Linked DNA regions of Homo sapiens: region 2 is linked to region 1. Evidence: chromatin contacts called from ENCODE Hi-C or POLR2A ChIA-PET data. All regions are on one chromosome and are shown on one strand. Each heading gives the region's core, a stretch centred on a gene start or an enhancer-like site at or near the end of the contact. The rest is flanking DNA. Distances are from core to core; before and after follow the strand shown.

Region 1 (3,105 bases), core at 1-2,500:
ATGTTGCAAGGCAGTGCAAACGCTCAGATTTCAAGCATTCATAATGCGTTGACAGAAACATTTTTTTTCTATTTAAATCTCATGTTGATTCCCACTCTGGCAGTGATTACGTCCTAAGTCATTACGTCGCTTTTTAAATACCAATTTGTCAAGAAAGGTAACTCCATCCCATCCAACAACAGACTTGAGCACGCCAAGTATCGCTCATTTTTCTTAATTTGCTCTAAGTTTCTTAATAAACTGAGTGTTTCCAAAAGAAAATTTCACAACCCGCACAAATGCCATTTCCAAATTTAACTAACCATGGCTAATACTTAGAAGTGTAAGCGTTAACACAGGAAAATCAGCATGAGGGACAAAATACACACACATATACACTCACACACACACACACAATCCTTAAACACTGAACTAGGGCGCCAGCCTCATGTTTAAATATCTCAACTTGAACTCCACTGAAACAAGAGGAAATTCTCACTAGCCAGGCAGCAGTAAGGCTTTTGTGGACACCTCTTATTTTCAAAGAACCCTCTTTTTAAAAAGTTGAAAATTAATTTCTAACTGCTTTAAAGGGCGCATGACTGGGTCAAAAGATAAACACAGAAAGTGTAGGACACTCTCAGGCGGGAGCAGCGCAGGTTTAGCCCCGGCCGGAGGGGAAGGAGGGAAATGAGTGAGGGGTCAGAGACAGGAGGAAAGACGCGGGAGACGCGGCACCCACCGGCGAGCAGCCCGGGCTAGGCCGAGCCCGCGCCCAGCGCCCCGCGCCCGCCGCGTCCCCCACACCGGGAACTGCCCGTACCTGTCCGACACGCCGGGATGCGCTGCGGGGCCCGCGACGCCGGCGCCTCTCACGGCGCCGCGTCCGCCGCCCGCGAGCCAGGAAGCCACCGCGGCCTGCGGCTTCCCGCCACCGCCGCCCGTTCCTTCTTCCAGGGACACGGCGAGCTGGCTGAAAGCGTAAAGGAGCGAGCAGAAGCCGCAGGCCACACACAGCACCACGACGCGCAGGTAGCGCCGCATCGCCCCGGCCGCGCTCCTCCTTCGCCGCCGCCGCCGCGCCCGCCCCGACGAACTGGAGCGGAGGGAGGGGCACCGCGCAGCCGCGGGCGCAACAAGTTCCTCACCCGCAGCCGCCGCCGCCGCCTTGCGCCCGCTCCCTTCCTTCCCTCCCCGCCCACCACCTAGGCGAGCGCAGTCGCGGCTCCGGAGCCGAAGGACTACCCGCCCGGAAGCCTGGACACCGCCTCTGCCGCCGCGCGCTCAAGGGTCAGCGGCAGCGACGCAACCCCGCCCCTCCCCCGGGCGGGAGGGCTGGACGCGCCGGCGCAGTTCGCGTGGGAGGGACGCAGGGCTGGCGCGCAGAGGGTGGTGTGAGTGCGCGGAACGCGGCGCGCCTGAGGGCTATAGCTAGCGCAGGCCGACGCGCAGGTGAATGGGAGCCCTGTGGGTCTCGACCGCCGAGAGAGGGGGAGCGAAAGCCTCAGGGCTCTGGAGGCAGTTGACCTAAATTCTAATTATGGTCCTTCCACATGGTAGTTTGTGACATTGGGCAACCTAAATTCTCTGAGCATGTTTCTTCGTCCCTAAAATGGAGCTACTATCCTCATCATGGGGTGGTTGTAAAGATTAAACTGTTTAACGCTCGAAAACCGCCTAACACTTAGAAGACACTTGACTAGGCCAGTTTCCTCTCCATCCTCCCCCAGCCTCTAAGTTTCTGTGATACTATAATGTGCACGAGCCATTTTCACCCCGATAAGCTCATTGCTTCGTGTGTTTGGTATGCGGACCTTACCTCTTGCCTCCCAGCAGACAGTGAGTTCCTGTAAGGCAGGGCTCTTCCCTTTGACCTTTTTGACCTCCCTCACAACTCATTATTTTCATGTGCAAAACAATTAGTATTCTCTCCACAGAGCTTCTTTCTTCCCCAGTTCTTCTCCCTCTTCTTCTGTGTTTCCACTACGTTCATTCATTGACCATTTATAAAGCATCACTTGTGCCAAGCTCTGTGTGAGTACCTAGGGGTATAAAGAGGCCTAAGTGGAGCGTGGGTGGGACAGCGGATACTTGTAAATAAGCGCAACGCAGTGATAACAGACTTAAGATCCAGGCCTGTAAGGGTGTGGGCATACACACAAAGGAACAATCAGTTCTATCTGTGAGTATGGTCAAGAGAGACTTCATAGCAAAGGTGGCGCTAGAGTCTTGAGTCGGGTAAGGGAAGTAATTCCAGGCTGAAGGATCAATAAACAGGCTCTTGTGTAGGGAACTGTTGAGAAGTTTGATACCACCAGCTAAGTGAATGCAAGAGAGGGTATGATGAGCGATAAGCGCGTAGAAGGGGCCAGATATTTGAGTGCTTTGTTTAGCACACCAAGGAGTTTGAATTTAATCTGCAAGACATTAGTGAACCATTGAAGGGTTTTTAAATAGGGAAGTAACATGATCACAATTGCATTTTAGAGAGCAGATTCTGGCTGTAGTGTGGAGGCTGAAACAGAGAGAGGAGAGATTGGAGGCAGAAAGCAGCACCAGTGCCAAAAAGTGAGGGAAGGGATACTTAAAAATACACACACACACGAACACACATTCATGGGGAAAAATCATGCGTTTAACTGCTGAAATTGCATCTGGGGCGTTGAAAAGTTTGGCCATGAGATACAAGGTGGGGAAATGCTGCGCAAAATAGTAGCAGTCTCCATTTGGATCCTTGGCTCCCTATACCAAAAAAGTAGTGGTTCTGTGACCATGATAAAGTCACTAAACAAATTTAAGGTTCAACTTCCTCCCCTTCTTGCTTTACCTGATAAAAAATGAACATTAGCATGCTATCAAGATGTGTAAAGAGAATGAGAACATACATTTATGCATTCAATAAACATTTATTGAACATATTCTACATGCCAGACAAGGGGCTCTGATGCAGAGTATTCAGAAATAAAAGGAGTGTACTGCTCTCAAAGGGAAAACAGGCAAATAGAAACCACAAGTATACTAAATTAATACTTCCACTACACCTTACACTTCTTAGAGAAATGAAGATAAACTTAACGAAGTATCCAGAATGATAGGAAAAGCATTGATAAGAATGAAAATACCTTT
Region 2 (3,164 bases), core at 74-2,573, 3.1 Mb after region 1:
AGAACATTAAAAATGTTAGGAAACTGAGGTGCAAGGATTGCTGGAGGCCAGGAGTTCGAAACCAGCCTGGGCAACATAGTGAGACACCCATCTCTACAAAAAAATTTAAGAATAAGCCCCACATGGTGGTGTGCTCCGCTTGTAGTTCTAGTTACTGAACTCCCACCTCGGCAACAGAGCGAGACCGTCTTAAAAAAAGTATGTGGAAGAAAAAACATGCACAGTAGATTTAGTGTTATTGTGATAACCCTAGCACTTCAGTGGAAAAAATATAAACAATTTCAATGAGTAGACAATAACACATATAACCAAGATTTCAAATATACCTTCTAGCCCTTTTGAGAAGTCAAAATTGAACAACCTGAATGTACCAGCTTTTTTGAAAAAAGTTTTGTAGACACGCGATCCCCAAAACCTGCCGTTCAAACAACTCCAAGGGTCTTTAAAGTACTAAATCCCTTTGTATTTGTCCTATCGGTCCCTTTGGTTTCCAGGAAAGCATTAAAAATAAAAATAAAAACTCTCTGCCTTAATTTTATTTCACGACTTTCTTTTCTCTTATTATAGCTTTCCACATTGCTTTAGAAGAGTTTACATCTAACTCTAGTGGTCTTCGGCTTCTTCTCCCTCTTTGACACAGAGGACTAGTTTCAATTGTACAAATAGGCTGGACGCTTCAGCGATTATCTTCCGACCACTCCCTGTGTGCTCGCGCGGGCGGAGTAGGGGGCGCTTCTCCACTCTCCGCGACCTCAATGTATGCGGAAATCCTCCTGCCTTTGTGCACACGTTTATTTAGAAAATTCTCTCCACCCCCACTCCCGTCCGTCCCGCCCCTTCTTCTTTTGCTTATTCTCTGAGTTTTGCCTCTCCTCCCACCCCGACTCCACCGTAATCTTAACCTACCCGTACAGATTCCACTTTCCCACTTCGGAGCTAGAGTAATTTAAGATCCCCCCATTATTAGCTCCACGTCGCCTTTAAAAGCCATTCAAACGAGTTCGCCTTCCAGGGTTCTGCAGTTGTGCTGCAGCAGCATTTCCCTCCTCTCCAGTATCAGACGTTAAAACAAAGCAAGCCACAGTGTGTGTCCACAGACGACCTTGGAACGAAAAGCTGCCCTGTTTGGGATCAATGCTCAGGGAACCCAGTCCACTCCCGCACTCACGTGTTCCCGCCTTGCCCTCCAGCTAGTTCCCCCGCGCGCAGGATCGCACTACTCCCTCTGCAGTCTCGCCTGCCGACTTCCTTCTGCGCGCCTCGTAAAACCGGGGAAGTTCAATCATTCCGCAGCGAGCCGCGGCGGCCGCACTGGGCATGCTCAGTCTCCGGGCTCCGCTCGGCAGGCGAGAGGCGTCCTCCGGCTCTGGGCTCCGGTCGGTGGGTGCCTCGGCTCGGCTTTCCCCGGCGCTGGCTGGGCTCAGCGGCCCCTGAGCCCAAGCGACACACGCCCCGCGGTCCCCGATCCGGCCCCTGGGAGAGCCGCGCCGTTCTGGAACCCGGGAGCCCCCAACTTCGCGCCAAGTTCGGAGCCGCCTTCTGAGGGAGACATGAAAAAGATGAGCAGGAATGTTTTGCTACAAATGGAGGAGGAGGAGGACGACGACGATGGGGATATCGGTGAGCGAGGGGTCCCCGCGTCCCCACCCGAGAGCCCGAGCCGACGCGGGAAGAAGTTCGGGGACTGCGCGGGGGCGCTGTGCTCTCCGCGGGGGAGGTTGGCCGAGACGCTCGGCCGCTCCGGGCAGGGGAGGAAGCCCGCTGTCCCCGGCTGCTTGCAGACTGAGGCCCCGGTGCGGCCCCTGCGGGGCTGAGGCGCGGGGCGCGTGGTGGCCCCGAGGACAGGCTCCTGACGGGCGGGGGATGCTGCCCCTGAAAAGCCTGGCAGCTGCGGGGACGCCTCTGCGTGCGGAAGTCTCCACTCAGAAGCAACTTTGGGGTCACTTCCCCGACTCGCAGAGTGCTAGGGTTGCCCAGGAGCCTCGGCACTGGGGCGAGCCCCCTGGGCGGGGTCCGGGGAGCAGGCCCGCATTTGGAGGACAGGGTGTGACCCATCTGAATCCTCGTTAAAGTAAAAGCCGACCGACGGCTCTGGGAGGTTTGAGGCCTGGCGGGGCGGCCCCGGGAAGTGATTTGTGGCCGCTAGGCGCGCGCTGGAAACCCTTTCCCATCTGCGGAGCCCACCGGAGCTGTGATCGGAGGAGGAATTCCCCCAGGCAGGGAGGACCGCAGGGCCTTTTTCACTCGTCCTGAGGGGCCCTGGGGCTTGGGGAGCAAACCTGGGGTGACCCATTTCTAGTTAGAGTTAAAAATGCATGGAAGTGACAAGACGAACGGAGGGAGAGCTGTTTTAAGAGCAAAAAAAGAAAAAAAGGGCAAACAAAAGGGATGAGAGGAGGTGAGGAAGGGGAAAGGAATGAGAGGACTAGAGAGAAAATCAGGTCCCTAAAGAGAACACTGTCGGGGGATGATGATATAATGTGTCCCTCCAGAAGACTCTAATTAAATTACCAAGCCAGTCTGTTGTGGCGACTCGGCTTAGTCTCCTGGATGCCAAATCAATTTTAAAGCAGAACATCCTGCTGATGTTCTAAAGCCCTGTTGTTATCTAATAACTTTAAAAGTAACTTAATTTTAGGAGTTGGGTGTGGTTTTTATTTCTGTTACATTTTGGGCACGGAATATTTCGATCAAAAAAATTTGGTAACTTCTTGGTTGTCCAGGGACAAATCGAATAGAGGAGATTACACTCCATGATTTAGTTTCACATTTCATTCATTCATTTAAGAACAATTTACTAGTTATTCATCTTTAAGGAGAGAGCAAATAGTAGTAGTTTTTATAGGAGAGAAAACTGAAGCGCACAGGTTGGTCTGCCCAGCTTCTCACACTTTCAAACCCAGGTTTTCTGACTTGTAAAACCAGTGAAGATTAATGCTCTTACCACTGGGTCACTCTGGCTGTTACTACTGTTTAGCAAGATTAAGTAGTACCTGATGATTACATAAAAATATAGGAGTGAAATTTAAAAAGTTACAATAAAATTGACACAGTCTGTTTCCCAGGAAAGTATTATTGTCTTTTATGGTGAGCTGCACTGTTTATAATGAGTATTGTAAGTAAATAAGGGCAGAAGCTCAAATGGAAACTGAAGTAAGCAAGAG

What was found. A loop is a pair of places that touch in the nucleus more often than their neighbours do. ChIA-PET counts read pairs that join two places held with the same protein, here RNA polymerase II (POLR2A). Pooled maps may share reads with other maps.
Region 2: a pooled map shows a loop between it and region 1 (12-fold over the local background). The contact joins the promoter of ANO6 here to the promoter of GXYLT1 in region 1. A Hi-C loop is called at or near these places in 6 of 50 pooled maps. POLR2A ChIA-PET finds 5 or more read pairs at or near these places in 2 of 52 experiments (BJ and OCI-LY7).

What each region holds. Positions count from the first base shown.
Region 1 is chr12:42,143,624-42,146,728 of GRCh38, forward strand. It overlaps GXYLT1 (glucoside xylosyltransferase 1), which reads right to left and starts at 1,251. Exons shown (of 8, transcript NM_173601.2): 1 at 803-1,251. The coding sequence starts at 1,023. RefSeq lists silencers at 639-868, 949-1,448 and an enhancer at 1,609-1,678.
Region 2 is chr12:45,214,772-45,217,935 of GRCh38, forward strand. ANO6 (anoctamin 6) reads left to right here and starts at 1,324. Exons shown (of 20, transcript NM_001025356.3): 1 at 1,324-1,620. The coding sequence starts at 1,551. It also overlaps the pseudogene PLEKHA8P1. RefSeq lists enhancers at 1,090-1,189, 2,200-2,329 and a silencer at 1,650-1,959.